Regions from separate parts of the Homo sapiens genome. Here regions 2, 3 and 4 are each linked to region 1. The links are chromatin contacts, found by Hi-C in ENCODE. All regions are on one chromosome and are shown on one strand. The core of a region is the stretch at or near the end of the contact, and the rest is flanking DNA. Distances in the headings are between cores, read along the strand shown.

Region 1 (4,745 bases), core at 1,990-4,489:
TGCTTGTTGATAGCATTAATAGCATTATGAATGAATTTTTAACTTTTACTATAGAATGAAACTTACTGTACTTGATGCCACGGAAAACAATAAGTATTTTTCTGGCTCCTCTAGCTCTGGTCATCTATCCACTTTAGTCTTAGGGAGAGAGTACAACAAAAGATAGAACGCATAGCAAGGTAGAATGGGGACCTATGTCTTTAATATCTTGCTCAGAAATTAAGAAATATTGTTAGAGTAGGTAGCTAGTCATGAATGAGCAGGGCAGGAGAGGGCTCCCCTTATACACACACCCCCCTCCACACACACACACGCACACCCCAGGAATTTCAGGCGACCATCAGGTGACGGTCAGGTGGTTATTAACTGTCTTTCTAAAACAATAATTGGTTGCAGCCAGCACCAGGGAATAGCATTCTCCCAATAGATACAAAAAACCTGAAACTAGTGATCAGCAACTTTCCAGTAAGATCTCAGGAGCTGGGTGAGTGTGCGCAAGCGTGCACATTAAGAAGCAAAATGGCAGAATTTAACTGGTATTTGATCTTCTAGGGACGTGCAACTGCTAATGGAAGAATGCCTCAAGTAAGCATGTATACGACTCCAATAAACACACTATGCATGCTCCCCTCCCAAGTCCTGGCAAGCCACTGTGCATGCAGACAGCCCACCCCAAGGGAAAAATCAGGGGAGAAGGGACATAGACCCCAGAAGTATGCCAACGTATAAAACCCTAAGTCAAAGGTCAAATGGGGTACTTGACTTTCAAGTCGCCCACTTGGCCCTCTTCCCAGTGTATTTCCTTCCTTTTGTTCCTGCTGTGAAGCTTTTTAATAAACTTTCACTCCTGCTCTAAAAGTCGCTTCTGTCTCTCCTTCTGCCTTATGTTCCTCGATCAAATTCTTTCTTCTGAGGAGGCAAGAATTGAGGTTGCCGCAGACCTGTACAGATTTGCCGCTGGTAACAGTATGAATATGATCATACTCCTTTTGTCCCTAAATTTCTATGGTATAGGACTTGCACTTTACTAAAATATACAAACTTGCAAGAAAAGGAGGCTGTTGCATTGACCCTACACTTAATGCCAATGCCCACCGTTTATATTTATGCCTTTAATCACGACTGTCGTAAGAAAAATATTATTGCTGTCATTTTCCTTGAAACTGAAACTCAGAAAGATAAGGTAGATTTGCCCAAAATCATAAAGAACCAGAGCCTGGATTCAAACCTCACCTCCATCTGATTAAAAAGGCCATGATTTTGATCTTAAAAATAGTCCGAGGAGAGGAGAGAACTCCATTGGAATATGGGGGCAGAAGGTGATGTGATGTGATGTGTCTACCAGCCAAGGAGTGCCAGCAACCATTAGAAGCTAGGAGGGAGGCATGGAACAGATTCTCCCTCAGAACCTCCAGAAGGAACCAACCCTGCCGACACCTGGATTTTGGACTTTCCAGACTCCAGGATTGTGAGAGAGGAAATTTCTGTTGTTTTAAGTCACCCAGTTTACGGTACTTTGTTCCAATCCCCTAGGAAACTCATACATCATGCTTCTATTTTGGAACAATAACAGGATGGTAAAAGTCCAGAAAAGATGAAGATGATGAATATTACAAATACTTGTCCATCTCATGCTATTTGTCCCCCTCCCATACCTTACTGATTGATGTCCATGGCGCACTGAATGTTCACAGCTAGAATATTCTTGGACACCTGCATACCTCTGCTCTACTGGTTGTATGCTTACCAAGAATCGGTTTTGTTTATTTTTAGTTGTTTTTACTGTTATAATTTTGTCACTTTGAGACAAAATAGGGAAATAGGCCAGACCCATGCCTGTAATCCCGACATTTTGGGAGGCCAAGGCAGGAGGATCACATGAAGCCAAGAGTTTGGGACCAGCCTGGACAACATAGCAAGACCCCCAACTCTACAAAAAACTTAAAAATAGAAAAAATAGGCCAGGTGCAGTAGCTCACGCCTGTAGTCCTATCACTTTTTTGGGAGGCCAAGGCAGGAGGATCGCTTGAACCCAAGAGTTTGAGACCAGCCCTGGCAACACTGTGAGACCTCATCTCTGGAAAAACAATTTTTTTTTTAATTAGCTGGGTGTGGTGGTGCGTGCCTGTAGCCTCAGCTACTTGAAAGGCTGAGGTAGGAGGATCACTTGAGCCTGGGAGGTCAAGGCTGCAGTGGGCCATGGTCCTGCTACCACATTCCAGCCTAGCAACAGAGCAAGACTCTGTCTCAAAAATAATAATAATTAATTAATTAATTAAAATAATTTTTAAAATAAAGAGAAAATAGAGAATTTATTTTATTTTATTTTATTTTTGAGGCGGAGTTTTGCTTTTATTGCCCAGGCTGGAGTGCAATGGCGCGATCTCGGCTCATCGCAACCTCTGCCTCCCGGGTTCATGCGATTCTTCTCTCGAGTAGCTGGGATTACAGGCATGTGCCACCACACCCGGCTAATTTTGTATTTTTAGTAGAGACCAGGTTTCTCCATGTTGGTCAGGCTGGTCCCAAACTCCTGACCTCAGGTGATCCACCCGCCTCGGGATCCCAAAGTGCTGGGATTACAGGCGCGAGCCACCGCGTCCGGCCGAGAATTGTTTTATTAAGGCTTGTATGTTAATTCATCCTACCGTAGAAAATTTAAGAGTGTTCATTAAAAGTTTATTTTCTAGGTCCTGATGAGTTCTGACTTTCTGTAATTCTAAGCTGATCTAACAACAAGCTAACCATATATAGCTAAAAGTTATAGGCTACGTACACGCGGTGTTCACTGTATGCCAACGCTGTACACAAATATTTGTCTATGCTAACTTGTCTGAGATCATACATCCCAGAAGTGGTGAAGTCAAGTTTGAAACCCAAGCACTCTGGCTCGGGATACTGCTTCTCTCCCCTTAGCGCATATTACTGGCATTAGTTGAAGACTTCTTTAATCCAAGTAAATGTAGAAAAGCAACAATTATAAATAACAAGAGTCCCTCGGGTAGACCGCCTGACTCTCGGATCAACTGAGGTTCCACCCAGAGCACGCCCGCCTTCAGTGAGCCGCAACCCCTATCCCTACGGTCTTTATCTGCAATTCTCTACGAACTGATTCACTCGATTTTTAAGGATTTTTTTTGTTTTCTTTTCATTACTTCTTTCAGTTTGGGGGAATCTTCCTGCACATTTGACTCGGCTCTGAGTGCGCAGACCAACGTGTTTCCTCTTTCTCCAGCCTAGGGCGGTGCCAGCCCAGGGAGCCTGCGCTTAGCGGCCCCAGGCCCGCCCCTGACACTGAACGCCGCTTGTCCCCTCCGGCTTGCCGTCCTCGCAGCCATGGCGGCCGCCGCGCTCCCAGCATGGCTGTCTCTGCAGTCGAGGGCAAGGACTCTGCGTGCATTCTCCACTGCCGTCTACTCGGCCACTCCGGTCCCGACACCTAGCCTGCGTGAGTGTCTGTCTCGTCTTCTCTGGGCTTTGGGGGAGGTGCAAGAGCGGAATACCGGCCTCATGAAGGGTGCCGCGGTGGCTGAGCCAGCGCCGCCCGGGGGAGGCCAGTGCGTCCGCTGCCAGGCCCGTCTGGTAGGAAAACCATGGACGTGGGTCTGTGCTCTGCACCCGCGTTGCCCGGCTTCTAGCCGCCTGTTTCTGCCCTGGGTGCTCTGGGAGTTTGCTCAGAAAGCTTACATCCCCCTTCCCCGTGACCTGCTCCTGTGTTGCCCCCGTCCACAGCCCCTGGCACAGGTTACTGGTGCTGTGTTGTTTATCGGGCATCGGCGCTGTTGAACCATGGATTTCCCCAAACATTAAGAGAGTCATACGGCTGTGCTAGGACAAATTGCTGCTCTGAATTCCAGGCCACCAAATGGGCGGCCTTCATTCAACAGGCGTTGATGACCTCCATTTAACAGAGATTGTAGGGATGCTTGATAGCGTGCTTACCCCGGAGGACTCTAGTGGAAAATACAGATTTATTAGCGGAGAAGTGCTATGTAGGGTGAGAGGCGCTGTGATAGAAGTGTGGCTAGAATGACGGGAGCGTTGAGGAGGAGCTGGCGTGAGTCTAATCAATAGGCGGATCCTACCTGTGCTACTTCCTGTTATATCTCTAATTTACTCTCCTCATACTACCAACTATCTAGTTCAGGTGACCATCTCATTTCTACAAGTTTTTTTTCCGTTTCCTGTTTCCCCTCTTGCTCTCCTACATTGAATTCTCAAAACAGCCAAATGAGGTTTTCAAAATTTAGATCTTGTCTTGCTGCTCTCATGTTCAAGATCTACAAATGGTTTCCCATTGTTTTCAGATAAACTATAAATACATTAATCCTTCATACTGGCTCTTCATAGGTCTAATAATTGTCTATTTTTAAATTTTCATTCTTAAATTCTTGGAATACTTAACTCCTATTGTATACCATGCAGTGTTCTAGACACTCACCGGAGATACGGCAAGGTGGGGAAGTCAATAGTATAAACAACCAAACAACTAAATAAGATGTCAGATAGGGTTTAATGCTTTGAAGAAAAATAAAGTAGAGTATTGAGAATGATGGATTTGGGGGGAGTAGTGGCCACAGGATGGTCAGGAAAGATCTTTCTGAGGAAGTGACATTTGAACAGGGCCCCAAGCCATGCAGAGATATGGGGAAAGAGCCTTTGGGGTATGGGGAACTATAAGTGCAAAGGCCAAAAGTTGAGAACAATCTGAGGGGTGTGATCAAGGAACGGGAAGAAGGACAATG
Region 2 (4,942 bases), core at 1,427-3,926, 1.2 Mb after region 1:
GTTATAGTTCAAATGCGGTAACTTGAAAGTTTTATTAATAAAACTGAGCCTGCCAGATACCACCACGTAACTGGAAGTTTTCAAGTGCTCTCCTGGGGGCGTCTCAGCATGGTCAGTGTAAACATTCACTTACATTGAGATTATTGTAAACCACCCTGTGCTGTGAAACTCATCATAATGCAAACTAATTACCATGAGACAGGCACAGTAAGTTTAGTACATCTCATCTCTCCCGTTCTCCTCCTTACGTCCATGCTCCCTTTTTGAAGTATGTAAGAAGGTCTCTATTTTACTTTTTCATCAGTTCTTAGTTCATTACAATGAAACAAACATTACGATGAGCATTTACTATATACTATATACTGGGGATTTCTTGTAATCAAGAAGCTTACTCGGTCCAACAGGTTGGCATATTTTTCATTCTTTTAATGGTCACACTTATTCATTCCTAAATTTGACACTGACTTATAATGATAAATAAATTGACTACCATAGATACTAAAAGAATCATCTGAAATTCAGATTATCCCAATTTCTCCCAATTTCATCCTTTATTTTGACTGGTGGTGTCTAAGTGCATGCAAGACAAGCTCTTTCTCTGTGAATTTCAAAGGGAGTGCACTAGGAAAAAACTTCATGTTTTTTTCTTCTGTAAATCGTCAATTTGGAGGGTTTTTTTGGTACAAATGGAGTCAGAGTGCTTTATTCCCTTGTATCTCTCACATTATGTGGGTTTGTTAACTGCATGAGTCATATGGCTACAACTTTTGAAAATTTCAGACTTAACAATAAACAGTAAGAGAACAGATCTCCTTTATCTCTGGAGCTGGGTATTCCGTCATTTATAGACAGTTGCCCAGAGCTATGAAATGCTGAGTGTGTGAGTGACCAACTAGGGGAGGTGTTTGGAGCAGACATTCACTCCGTCTGTGTCTGTATAATACTTGCCTGAGACCTGTTTATCTTCCATCTCTAACCTCAGCAAATCTGTGTCCGTGACTAGGGAAATGTGGGAGAACTCAAGGGGGCATAAAAATAAAAAGATGATTTCGTTTTATAAGAACATGAAAGAAACTGACATGCTCTGTTGAAGTGCCCAGTAGTTCAGAATGTGACCTTATGTGGAAACAGGGTCTTTGAATGTGACCTTATGTGGAAAAGGGGAAATTGAATGTGGTAATCATTTCTACATTCATTTCCTGGGGCTGCCATTAAAAAGGTACTACATACCAGGTGGCTGAAACAACAGAAATGTATTGTCTCACAGTTCTGGAGGCTAAAAATCCAAACTCAAGATATCAGCAGGACTGGTTGTTTCTGAGGGCACTGAGGGAGAATCTGTTCCACACCTGTCTCCTGGCTTTTGGTAGCATCAGGCATTCGTTGGCTTGTAGATGGCATTCTCTCTGCATTTTCACATTATCTTCCCTCTATATATATCTGTCTCCATGTCCAAATTTCTCCTTTTTATAAAGACACCAGTCATATTGGATTAGGCCCACCCTAATGCTCTCATTTTAACTTGATTACCCATATAAAGACCCTGTTTCCACATAAGGTCACATTCTGAACTACTGGGCACTTCAACGTATCTTTGGGAAAGATAATTCAACCCACAGCAATCACCAAGAAAGTGAAGTGACATGCAGACTTAGAAGCAAACCTAATAAATCTGCATTCTTTAAATAAAAGCCTTGTGGCTCTTCCTCCTCACACAGCTTCAGTCCTTAGACTGACTTGTGCCCGACTTAAATAAGGACTGTGTGTGAACAGAATTTTCTACCTCCTGAGGCTCTGAATATATTTCAAGATAGAACCATGAATTTGTGTATTCATTCCAGGCCAGGTCTGGGGCAATAATTCTAAATCACAGTGCCAAATCTGTTATTAGTTAACTTGTTTTCCAAGCTACTTTTTTATGAGTCTTCATTTTTTGATCTGTCAAATGGGCATGAGTATGTATGTCTTAACTATCCCACTAGAATATATAAACTCTGCAAGTATAGGGATGTTAGTGTATTTTGCTCACTAAAATATTCCAAAGCAGCCAGAACAATGTTGGCACATAGTAGGCAATTAATATGTATTAAATTCATAAATGAATAAATAGGCTTGCTACATGCATTAAGTTTATATTATGCATGAAAAGATCTAAAAGTTAAAATGTTCTGGCCAGGCGCAGTGGCTCATGCCTGTAATCCCAGCACTTTGGGAAGCTGAGGCCGATGGATCATCTGAGGTCAGGAGTTTGAGACCAGCCTGGCCAACATGGTGAAACCCCATCTCTACTAAAAATACAAAAATTAGTAAGGTGTGGTGGCACGCACCTGTAATCCTAGCTACTCAGGAGGCTGAGGCAGAAGAATAGCTTGAACCTGGGTAGCGGAGGTTGCAGTGAGCTGAGATTGCGCCATTGCACTCCAGCCTGGGTGACAGAGCAAGACTCTGTCAAAAAAAAAAAAAAAAAAATTAAATGTTCTGTAATGGAGAGAGTTTGCAGTAGAGAGGAAGAGGTGTGCTGAGGAAGTTAGAAGATGAAGTGTCTGGCCTCAGCACTGCTGACTCACTGTATGGTCTATCCTTAACTGTAAAGTAAGGGAGATAATTTCTAAAGTCTCTTTCACTCTAAAATTCTGAACTTATATTTTTATGACAGGAAATGCAGTGATAATGTGTGTTTCTAAGTCCCATGTAATAGAGGCAAACCCTCTGGTACATACTATACCTACTTTTTGTTCTCAGGCTTTCTTAGGGTCTATGACTAATTTGAACTCCTTCCTTTGTACACAGACTGAACTTGAGCCACACCCTTGAAACCAGTTGAAATGGAACCCATTCTCAAGTGTTTGGGCTGGAACCATGGAAAGAGAGCAGATGCAATGGTCAGACTTTCTCTCATGTGTATTCTTCTCCAGACTTGGTACAAAATTGAAAAGGAAGTTTCATGTGCAGAAAACTACCAGGAATGAAAAGTAGTGGGTTTGGATGACTTTCCCAGAGTGGTGGGAATTTGGAATTCTTATAATGCAAATCAATACTAAGTCCGTTTAGAATCAGACAAACAAAGTGATGATTATTTTACGTTTTTGGGCCCAGAGCAAATCTGCTTCCAGCTAGTCTAGTACCTATTAACATTTATAAAGTTCTTTCTAGTAAAGGACAAGTCTTTGGGGAATAGCTCATGCCTAGCTATTTCGTGCCTTTTCACACTTGGCATAAAACAGATCTACAAATCCAGGTTTTGATGTGGAAATTCTTCCTTGTTATAAGAATTCTGATTCTTGAAATCCTCCCTTTCCCACCCCACTCTCATCTCCTAAAACTACCTGGTGGTGAAAGAAGTCAGTGGGGAATCATTTCTTAAGCATTATGATTGGCCTGCAAGAAAAATCTACTCTGCTGGTTTTATGACCCAGATGGAGGCTCAGACCCTCTCTACCAGGGATGGCAATTCTCATTGACTCCAGACATGCATGCGCTGTCTATCCAGGGCATGTTGTGGGTATCTTCAGTACCTCTCTTCTCCGGGTTTCTAATAACTTTAACTGTTCAATTTCCGCTCCCTTTGCTATCCTATAAAAAATGCAACCCCTTAAAGTGAGGAAGCTGCCTCAGCCAGGAATCACTCAGCTCACACGTACCAATATGTTGCCTACGGAGTTCAATGAGAAGTATGTTTCTTACTCCTTGGATGAATAGCTAGACCTAAAAATCCTATTGGCCCCAAAATATCATGGTATCTTTTGGAATATAAACTCTTTAAGCAATCCTGATATGATTTCTTGATAGTGACCACTTCCTTGTCCAGAGGAGTGTGTATATGGCAGCAATTGTACTAGGTTCTGGGATATAAAGGTAAATGCCACATGAATTTGCCCTCAGAAACTTCACATTCCAGATGGAGAAACAGATAGGTAAACAACCACCTGCAACACAGTGTGAGCTATAGAGATGATAGATAGATATTAGATAGATAATAGAGATAGATATAGATAGGTAGATGATAGAAAGAAAGAATGGACAGGCACATTGTTTAGGGGAAGATTTGTTTCATGTAGGGGTTCCTGGGTGGTTGGTTCACAAAGGGTCATATCTGATCTGGGCTTTGAAGAGTAGGAAGGAAATAATATTCCTGGCAGAAAGAGAACAATGTGAGCAAAAGCAACTTGGGTGCGGTAAAGTAATGGTGAGTAATGTGGTAAAGTATGGTATCTTCTGCATGGCTGGAAGATACCGTATTTTAGGTGGAGTGGTTGGAAATAAACTGGAAAACTTGGACCAGTTCTCCAAGCTCCCACCTGGGCTGACTCTCTAATAGAAGGTCAACTTTTGGCAGCTCAGCAGCTACCCCTACTGGCAAGGCAGAGTTGGTATCATGAATTTTGAATAGGGTCTTGCCTGTCTTGGGAGCAGCATTTCTTCAAAACATGTACTATGCGTTAGCACTTCCAGCTCTAACCTTCATCCTCACCCCGCCATTAAGCTATTCTATGAAAAAGGGATACGAGGGCTAACGATGCATTTGTGATATAGTGCTGCTAATCAGCATAAGGCTATATTCAGCAATACAGGAAATGTCTTTGGGACCCCTGTAGAAGTAGTTGAGGCTACTCAATAGTTTTGTTTGAGGCTACTCAACTGTTTATATTTTCAATAGGTTTCAGTTCCCGAAAGATTATAGCAGTGTGGCCTCCATCAGCTTGTCTCCATCTTATTGATAAATTCATGAAGGTTTTAATACCAGTTACATGCCAGACATGACCAGAAACTTATCCCCATCAAGAGGGAGAATTTCCATCTTCGGAGCTGAAGAAGAGATGAGTGTAACACTTCTAATTTTTTTTCCAACACTCTATCAATTAGCTTTCCCCATATTTTCCAAAAGAAAACTTTACTTTTCTCCTCCACAGAAATTTTGGATTTCTAAGGTGAAGGAACTCCT
Region 3 (5,038 bases), core at 2,157-4,656, 1.4 Mb after region 1:
GGATTGGAACGAGGCCGACATTCCCAACCCCCAAGAATGATGGAGGGGTGGTGTCGGGTTCCTCTCCAGCATCCTGTCCTCTGTAGCTGTGCCATTCATTCTTAATTGGCTCACCAGAGGTTCCGTGCTGCATCTGCCTTCAGAAAAAGTCTGAGGACAAGAAGGCACAGAAAGGAAAGAGAAAGGTTTGGGACAGTCTTTGTTTACTCTTTCTCCAGGTATCCCAGGCGAGCACGCAAACTGATGCAGGATTTTTTTGTCCTTAGCTCAGCTAGATCTGTGTTCTTGTCTCATAACCAGGAAAAATTAGGCATGCAGACACTCAAAGAGTGAGTGGTGTAGAATTTATTAAGTAAAAGGAAAGCTCTAAGCAAAGAGGGGGTCCTGAAAGCAGGTTCCTAGTTGCCCCCTTTACAGTTGAATACAAGGGGTTTTACATACAAGCTGATAAGGCTGAGTTCCCTATTTGTATAAGGCACAAATTCCTGGTAGCTCCACCCCATTCTTCCAGTGTGCATGTGGGTCCTTAGTCCTCTGAAGGCATGTTTAGGTAAGTCCTCTATGCAAGTTCCCTTATCTGCACAAAACATGGGTTGGAGGTTCTCTGGGGACCCTTCCTTACTGTCTGCCTAAAGCAAGCTGGCTAACTCCTTTCAAAGTTAACATCAATTGGGTGGCTTAAAACACAGAAATTTATTCTCTCATGATTTTGGAGGTTAGCAAACTGAAATTAAGATTGAGGCCATGCTCCCTGTAGGGGTTCCGGGGGAGAATCCTTCTTTGCCCCTTCCAGCTGCTAGTGGCTGTTGGCATTTCTTGGCTTCTCTGGCTTCCACGTGGCTCCAGTTTGTCTCCGCCTTATATTCACATCACCTTCTCCAGTGTGTGTGTATCTCAAATCTCCCTCTGTTTTTATCATGTGAGTATATTTGCCATTGGGTTTAGGACTCATCTGGATAACCCAGGATGATCTCATCTCAACATATTTAACTTAGTTAAATATAGAGTCTTTTTTTCAAATAAGGTCACATTCACAGATTCTGGGGATTTGCCTCAGGACATATCTTTTGGGGCCACTATTCAACCCACTACATTGCCTCTTTTTGTTATTATCTGTTATGGGTGGAACTGCGTTCTTCTCCGCCCCTGCCAGTTTCACATATTGAAGTCCTAACTCCCAGTACTCTAGAATGTGACCTTATTGGGAAATAGGGTTGTTGCAAATTTAATTAGTAAAGTTAAAATGAGGCCATTAAGGTGAGCTCTAAATCATATATGACTGGTATCTTTATAAAGGATAAATTTTGACACAGACATGAACATAGGGAGAATGCCATATGAAGATTATAGGAGACAGGGGTCATGTGTCTACAAGCCAACAAGAAACCACTGGAAGTAGGTAAGCATCATGGAAAATTCTCTCTCAAAGCCCTCATAAGGAACCAACCCTGCAGACATCTTGATCTTGGTCTTCTAGCCTCCAGAATTATGAAATAATACATTTCTATAGTTTAATCCACCCAGTTTATGTGCATCCTTATGACAGCCTTAGCAAACTAATACATTCTACATATATGAATAGCGTTTTAAATGGTGATAATCAAATTGTGGTTTTGTAATCTATAATTAATGTTGTATTTTATCTATGAACATCCCACTGAAAGTATGCTTTTAATTTCCTACTTTATAAACAACTCGGTAATAAATATGCAACTATGTACATGCGGCATTTCTCTTTTATGGATTATCTCCTTTGAATACATTGTAAGACATGGGAATCTAGGTCCAGAACAAGAAAAAATTTCGTTACTGAACACCTTGGGAATGTGTTGCTAAATTGCTTTCCAACAAAAGCGTGATTACAATTTACCTTCCATCTGCTATCTGTTAAGTGATTTCTATACGTTTTCACCAGCATTTGACATTATCATTTGAAGTGCTGTCACACACATTTTGAAGATACATTCAAATTTATTCTTGAGGAGGGGAGGGGTAACGAAAAATACTATAAATTTGGTTGTAACTTTTTTTCTGTCTCTTGCATTCAGGCGGTCACCAGAGGAAATTAGTCAGTGCCTTTAGGCTACACTTAGCTTAACACATTTCATTAAAGAGCCCAGTAGTAGAGAATTCAAGATGGGTGTTATTATTTTAATTTCATGAAATCACTCCTTAATTCTAACTTTCAAAAGTCAAATTTTATTTCTTTAATTGCATGTGGATTGTTATAATGAGGAGAATCAGAACAGCTTATAGGACAATATTTCTTTTCTATTTTTCTTAACACACCATATTTATTTGGAAATTTACCTCCTACATTGTCCAGGGAATTAGGATGGGCGTTGGCCGTTTTTCAGCACTTCCTGGTTGAGGCCAAGGGCTCCACTCACGTGCCTGTCCATCCCTCTACAAGGCTTCCCTGGCAGCTTGTTTTTCCGTTTAAAATTTAACAATGACCAAATCCCAAAAAAGCTACCAGGCTAAGAAATGAAACATCTTTTTTTCTTTTAAGTCCGGAGAAGTGCTGCTGAGCACAGCTGGCTCACTGCTGTTTCTGCGGCCCCCATCTCTGATCCTTTCTAGTCTCCTACCCACCCCCACCCCACCATAGGCAGGCAGAGCCGGATTTCTGCCCTTCAAACCCCGAGTGTGAGGAAGCCTCACCTGAAGTCCTCGCATCACCCTCCACCCTCACGCCCTTGGGTTTTAAAAAGCCACTGCGTTCGTGGGTCACTGCAGGGCGCCTCCGCAATGTCTTTAGCAGATACAAGAGCATCCCTCCCACGGGATGTGCAGTGTAGTCAAGCTGAGTAAACTGGGATTTTTGGCTGCCTTTTCTGCTAGGGTGGGTGGGGAAAGGTATGTCCCCCAAGCGTTCAGTTCAGACTAGAACCTTTGAATCTCTCTCCTGTCTCGGTCTCTCCCTCCACCCCCCTACCCCGCCACCTTTCACGGTGTGGGAGTTCTCCTTTCCCACACCAGAGAGGGGCGCCTTTCTAGCTTCCTTGTCCCCTCGCCCACTGATTAAAAAATGGAGAAAAAAACCAACCCCAAAACCCAAAACAAAACAAAACAAAAGCCCCAAACAAACAAACAAACCAAACCCACCGAAACCAAAACCAACTCCCCTCCCCCAAACCACACAAATGCGGGAGTCATAGCCAGTGGATCCGCTGGTGCTGAACGAATGGAAGCGCGGGGCGGGCCTGCGCGCGCGGCCGCCCTGCCCACGATGCTGTCGCCCCCGCGACCTGTAGGGCCTTCGCTGGCCCCTCACCCTCCTCCCGCCCCGGGCTGAGGCTGCCGCCGGTTTCGCGCCCAGTGCCGAGGCAGCGGCGGAGCCGGGGAAGGTCGGAGGGAGGGTGGTTTCCTCCCGCCCCACACCCAGTCTCCGAGCCGGATATATAGAGTGTCACGTTTGGGAGCCGAAAGACTGGAGCCGTTTCCTTGTGGCTGGAGCGCTTCCCGTAGCCTCGGGGAAGGAGCAGGATTTAGAGGACCACTAGTTGGACCCCATCCTCGTGCTGGAGGAACAGGTATTCCAGGGTCCCCAGCCCTGGCGCTCGCAGAGCCCACGCGCTCCAAAAGCAGAGACCGGACTGGGGGTGGCCCAGGAGGGAGGGCTCGGCTGGGTTCGCAGGGCGGGGCGGTTCCCGGCGGGACCTCGAGGAGGGTGGGTGTGAGGCCGGGTGGGAGGAGAGAAGCATTTGCGGAGGCTCTGCCCCCTGAAGCTGCCCCCGGCTGCACCCCAATCGTCACCGGCCGTTTACGCGCGGTTGGCGTCGGCGGAGCCCGCCAAGGTGGGGCGCGCGGGGGTTGCAAAGGGCAGAAAGCCGGGAAGGACCCAGCAAGGTTAATGTGGGGGGCCGCGCCTTGGGGACTGGGGACCCGGGAAGAGAGGCGCGGGGCCGAGTCCCACCCAGGCCTCCTGGGCCCTTGGGGCTATTCCTGGAGAGAGCGCGAAAATGCCGGGGCCACGTGTGAAACGGCAGCGGTCCTAGGTCCCCTCCCGGTGCCTGGGACCGCCAGGGCGCCCAGTCCTGGTCCCCGGAGCAGGTCCTCGCCAGCCCCCAGCCCCACCCCAGGCTGCGCACGTCCCTACCCTCCCACCTGGGCCTCGCCGGGGTCGTGGCTGACGCGCGCTGGGGCGACTGGTGAGGCCAGGGCGGGCTTTGCCCCTGTAGGAAGTTTTAGACATCTTCCTGCGGCCTGGGCATCCTGGGGGTGTGCAGGGGAGCAGGTGCCAGCAGACTCCCAACTGGAGTAGATGGCTTGCAGGAAGGCTGCTCAACACTCCTAGCAAGTAGAATTACCCGCGGGGCAGTCTCAGTCTATTAAAACAATTCATGCCCAATCGTATCCTACAAACCAGAGGAAGGCGTCTCACCTGCCAGCGGTGGCACCATTTCTTCCACGGTTGAGTTATGTGGTGTGAGCAACCAAGGTTATCGCTGGATCTGCAAGAGTTTGGCCACTCGTTGAATCACGTAAAGTGCCCCCATTATGTGATGAGCAAGGACAGAGTAGGGTCAGAAAAGTGACCAGGGAATTCAGGTAGATCGTGCTTTTCTGTTTGCTAGGTTGAGAGAAATTTGACACTGGGCAAATGGAAATTTGAGAATTACCCCGTGGTTTCAATTACCCATCTCTGTATATTCCCATTTATAAGAGCTGGAGATTTGACTGACAGGTGTAGTTAGTCCAAAATTTAGAAAGGGGGGCAAGGGACTAAATAAAAACTTAAGGCAGCCACCTAAACTGCAAGAGCAGGCATTTCCGCAGAAGGGATATTTGTGTGTGAGACTTCTAGGAGATGGGCATGAGGTTTTTACCAGGCCGACGCGTGTGTCAATATTTCATCGGTAGTATTTCTCAGGATCCACGTCTTTACAGTACTCTTTTCCTAATTCTGAGGGCTGCTTCTGCCCCTGCTGTATTAACAAATTCCTCACTTACTCCTATTTCTAACATTGGGCTATAATTATCTATAAAAGAGATGTAAATCACCATGAGTTGGTAAATCATACAGCTATTAGAG
Region 4 (4,873 bases), core at 2,108-4,607, 1.6 Mb before region 1:
TTCATTTGCAGATTTCATTAGCAGGTCTGAGGCAGCAAATGAAGAAATGAAGAAGAGAGATCTGGTAGAAACAGATGGATTGATCATTCAGAGAAGGAACAGCTGCCAACTCTACACTCAGGGAAGAGAACCAGAAAGATAAAATTTATTGCAAGATTTATTAGTAAGGGTTCTCCAGAGAAACAGAACCAATACGATGGATGGATAGATAGATGATAGATAGATGATAGATAGATAGATAGATAGACAGATAGATACATAGATAGATACATAGACAGAGATAAATATTTGTATCTCTATCTCCAGAAAGTGACCTATTACAAGGAATTGCTGAGACCTCCCCACAATCTGCTGTCTGCAAGGTGGAGATCCAGAAAAGCTGGCAGTATATAGTCCAATGTACCTCTGGAGGTCTGAGAATCAGAAGTACTGTTGGTTTAAGTCCCAGTTTGAAGACAGGAGAAAACCAATGTCTCAGCTTAAGTGGTCAAGCAGATAGCACGAATTCTCCCTTTCTCTGTCTTTTTGTTCTATTCAGGCCCTCAACAGATTGGATAATGCCTGCCCACAGAGGGAGGACAAACTACTCTACTCAGCCCATCCAAATGCTAACCTTACCTAGACACACCCTACAGACATTCCCAGAAATCACATGTAGCCTATATTTGGGTACCCGTAATCCAGTAAACTGGCACATAAAATTAACCACAGAGAAGGAGGACAAAGAAGGGAGGAGAAGAGAAATCATTTAAAAATTCTAATAGGCTAATGTCAATCAGTCATCAAGCAAAGACCAAACGAAGTTCAGTATACCATTTGAGAAGGCACAGGGAGGGAGCTGAGATATGTGTTTAAAAGATTGTTGTCTAAATGGAGTAAAATGAAATTTTACTATCAGCCTAGTAAAAAATTTAAATTGGATTTTCTACTGTATTATTATTATTATTATTATTATTATTATTATTATTATTATTATTTCAGAGATACTGTCCTGATCTTCCAAACCAGGTGGGTCCTGGAAAGCAGGAACTTTGCCTTCTACCTTTGGACTTCCTCTTCCCATGCTCACTCAGCACATTCCCCAAGGCTGGTACTCATAGAACAAGTGCATTTTTACCGAATCTTTCGTAAATTATAAATTTTCAATTTAAAATGACTCCTCCTAGCAAGCACAGTCACACTTTTTGAAAAGTTGAGCTGAAGAAATCCTAGTACTTGTCTATGCTTAAGTACTACTGAGTTTTAAATGTGAACTTGATTTTGCTTCAGAAGTCACATATTTATGCAGGTTTCTTTATAGCAAATATCCTTCAGTATTTTAGTCATTTAAAACATATCTCATTAGATATAGAAAACATCTTATAATAACCACATTAATAATCTTTATCCCCACCTCAAAATGATGGCTCTAAACTCAAAACAGTGTGCAAGTCAAGGTGCTATGAGGCCAGGAAACAAGCACATGGTTCTACCATCAGAATCCCATTTCAGCTGTTCCTGCCTGAGAGTAACTGCTGACCAGTTCACTAAAAGTTCCTCCACATTCTTCCAAAGAGCCTGAATTATACATTCCTATTGGGAGTTAATGGAAGCCCAAACAAGCAAAAACTAATTTTGGCTGTACTTTTGTGAAATTGATTCAAGTTAGGGCCAACTTCATGGGTATGTAACCTGCATGGTTGTACAGGGCATAGAACTCAGAAAGGCCCTGTGCTTAGTTCACTGCTCTGCTCTCAGCATCATGAAATGCTTAACAATTTTATTTTTGAACTTGTGTTTTGTAAGTGAATCCTGATAGGACAATGGAGCATGTGTGAGCAGAAGAGATGCATGCAACATGCCTACGTACTATGCTTTCCCTCCTCACCTGCATACAGAATTCATAGTGTCCCAGAGCACAGAATTCCAGGGGGCCCACAGTGCAAGACTCAAAGTTCATAAAGGAGGCGTGTTATATCTATAGCTGAGCAAGAGAGAACACTGAGAGGCCACTCTTTCCTTTTGAACCACAACTTGCTTCTAACACAGATAAAAATAATGGCATTCTCAGAAATTATATCACATCCTTTCTTCTTCAGCCAGCACTTAGGCTGAAAATTTTGACAAGAAAGGAAAGCAAAAGATAGGGCAACCCAGAGTCCCTTTACGTTTCAGTCCTTCCTTACTCATCAGCACACCAAAGGCAGACAGTGTTGGTTGAATATGCACGAATCAAGAAGTGACATAAAAACAAAGTAGTTTTGTCCAGCATTTTCACTATTTTGGTAAGAATCAAATATACATGCATGTGTGAGCTACAAAATTCAAATTGTGTAATTTTGGTAATACAAAAGCACAAGGTATATTTGTACATAATGGAAGTTACATTTGCTCTTATATTTGTGCTTAAAGGACACATCATAAAGATAAATGGTAACATTTATGCTAATCATGAAAATTTTCCATTTTTCTTTGGCATTTAATGGCATTTAATGCCAATTTTCCATTTGGCATTAAATGGCAAATTTTAAAACCCCATAACTAGTCAGGAGAGAGACTATGGAAGAAAAGAAAAGGTATTTTAGTACCTTTAGTGGCATTTTTTCCTGTTTGTTGAACAAAGGGCATCACATTTTTCATTTAGTGCTGGGTCCTGCAAATTTTGTAGCCACCTTGTAGGTGAGAAAAGCAGAAAATGATGAGAAAATTAAACTTGAAGCAATGACAGAAAAACATTAAACGACTATTTCTGCAGGGAGTCAGCAAAAAGTGTTCTAACTATTCATTCTGAAAGAATAATATACTATAACTTTCTCAATTACCTCTATCATTTAAACAAAGCACATTAATTTACTTCCCATTCACTTGGCCCTGGGGGTAGGGAGAGTCCCTGGTTATTTCAAGAATCCAATGTCTGCAGTAACAACGAGTCTTACACTAGGGGGCAGCAGCTACCGTCCAGCCACCTTCCAGGGCTCCAAAGCTGCGCCTTAGGTGAATCCTTACTTGAAGAGATCCTGAAAAAATGAAGGAAAACACATTACTAAAGAAGTTTTCTTTTTATCTTTATATTAATTTGCTTTGCTGCAGTGTTTCTGAAAGAGAATGGGCCGCTCGTTCTGAAGATTTAAGGTGTTTCTTTGCCAATAAAGAAATAGCAATTGAACATATTTTATCTGCTCACACTCCATGGCTCATTTCTGAAGTGACAAAGTAACATGGTCTGAAAGATCTTTTTAAACTTAGTTTCTCTGTACAGCCTAGTAGTAATTGGTAATTTTTATCTACTATGGATTTGATCAAAAGGAACAACTCATTGCACTGAGAACACTAAGCTATCGAGTGATACCAAGTGTTAATTTTGTAATTCATGAAGAGTACAGATTTTAGAGGGAAACTGCTGAGTCAAGGGATTACTCAGTCTTTACAAATCCACACTCACTCAGCTTGGCTTGAATTATTAAAGAATCAGGTTGTCCTAACTATGAACAAGAATCCAGAAGTCCAGACTTTATTTAAAAAAAAAAAAACCAGAATGTGTGAAGATGGGTATATTTGCAAAGATGTGGAGAGTTATTCAGTTTGTGCTAAAATAAGAATAGCATTGTCCTACAACTGAGTTGGCTCAAATATAGTTTGCAATATAGCATTCATTTGTTCCAACACAATTTTCCAAATACAAATTTAATGAAAATGTAGATTGAAAGTCCCATTAAATAACATGCTAAGAAACCACTATTGTGAATTCCAAATTCTCTGGCAATATTTCATAAAGAAGTTCTTTTTATCCCAGCTTACTATAAACCTTCAGGGTGGTGGTTCTCAATTGAGACAGTTCCATCTACTAGATAGTATTTGAAATTTTGCAGGGGTGTTTTTGGTGGTCTCAGTGATTACAGGAACTACTTCCTTTTAAGATGGTGGAAAAACGGTAGCAAGAAAACAAACAAAGAAGTTTACCAATGGGCCAAGAACCTGAACAGACATTTCTCAAAAGATGACACACAAATGGCCAATAAGTTCATGAAAAAAATGCTCAACAGCACTCATCATTAGGAAAATGCAAATTAAAGCCACAATGAGATACTACATCACATACAAAAGATAACACATGTTAGCAAGGATGTGGAGAAAAGGGAACCCTTTACACTGTTAGTGAGAATGTAAATTAGTACAGCCATTATGGAAAATGGTATGGGGGTCCTCATAAAACTAAAAATAGAACTACCATATGATCAAGCAATCCCACCTCTGGGTATGTATTCAAAAGTGTTGAAATCAACATGCAAAAGAGATATCTGCATTCCCATGTTCACTGCAGCATTATTCACAAGAATGTGAATGCCAAACTACGGAAGCAACCTAAGCGTTCATCGACAGATGAGTGGATAAAGAAACGTGGTACATAGACACAGGGAAATACTATTCAGCCTTAAAAAAGAAGGAAATTCTGCCATTTGTGACAACATGAATGAACATGGAGGACATTATACTAAGTGAGATAAGCCAGGCACAGAAAGGCAAATACCACATGATCTCACTGACATGTAGAATCTAAAAAAGTCGAACTCATACAAGTAAAGTGGGGGCTACCAAAGGCTAAGGGAGAAGGAGTGAGAGGGTATGGGGAGATGTTGGTCAAAGGGCACAAAGTTTCAGTTAGACAGAAGTAATAATCTTTCGAGATCTATTGCATATCAGGGTGATATGGTTAATAATAACGTATATTTCAAAGTAGCTAAGAGAATAAATTTAGAATATCTCCCAACAAAAAATGGTAAGTGAGGTAATTGATATGTTAATTAGCCTGTTTTAATCATTCCACATTGTATACCTATATCAAAACATCACATTGTACCCCATAAATGTATAAAATTATCATTTGTCAATTAAA

Evidence for each region. Hi-C counts contacts between places; a loop is a spot of excess contacts on that map. Pooled maps may share reads with other maps.
Region 2: a pooled map shows a loop between it and region 1 (3-fold over the local background). The contact joins the enhancer-like site here to the promoter of MRPS35-DT in region 1. A Hi-C loop is called at or near these places in 2 of 50 pooled maps.
Region 3: a loop to region 1 is called in a pooled map, with 5 times the contacts of the local background. The contact joins the promoter of FAR2 here to the promoter of MRPS35-DT in region 1. A Hi-C loop is called at or near these places in 4 of 50 pooled maps.
Region 4: a map of CD8-positive, alpha-beta T cell shows a loop between it and region 1 (4-fold over the local background). The contact joins the enhancer-like site here to the promoter of MRPS35-DT in region 1. A Hi-C loop is called at or near these places in 2 of 168 maps with a recorded cell type or tissue (CD8-positive, alpha-beta T cell and naive thymus-derived CD4-positive, alpha-beta T cell) and 3 of 50 pooled maps.

Annotation. Positions count from the first base shown.
Region 1 is chr12:27,707,508-27,712,252 of GRCh38, forward strand. MRPS35-DT (MRPS35 divergent transcript) reads right to left here and starts at 3,240. Exons shown (of 5, transcript XR_001749448.2): 1 at 3,156-3,240. It overlaps MRPS35 (mitochondrial ribosomal protein S35), which reads left to right and starts at 3,325. Exons shown (of 8, transcript NM_021821.4): 1 at 3,325-3,448. The coding sequence starts at 3,337. RefSeq lists enhancers at 2,756-2,835, 2,866-2,945, 2,956-3,745.
Region 2 is chr12:28,868,520-28,873,461 of GRCh38, forward strand. No RefSeq gene overlaps it. Among named protein-coding and RNA genes, the nearest start is that of FAR2, 280 kb to the right of the region's middle. Within about 2 kb of position 2,677, at least 2 of the 41 ENCODE cell types and tissues checked have a DNase peak (open chromatin) inside an H3K27ac peak, as active enhancers do.
Region 3 is chr12:29,145,872-29,150,909 of GRCh38, forward strand. FAR2 (fatty acyl-CoA reductase 2) reads left to right here and starts at 3,407. Exons shown (of 12, transcript NM_001271783.2): 1 at 3,407-3,536. RefSeq lists an enhancer at 1-333 and silencers at 3,255-3,314, 3,625-3,774.
Region 4 is chr12:26,094,319-26,099,191 of GRCh38, forward strand. No RefSeq gene overlaps it. Among named protein-coding and RNA genes, the nearest start is that of BHLHE41, 28 kb to the right of the region's middle. RefSeq lists a silencer at 2,808-2,877. Within about 2 kb of position 3,358, at least 3 of the 41 ENCODE cell types and tissues checked have a DNase peak (open chromatin) inside an H3K27ac peak, as active enhancers do.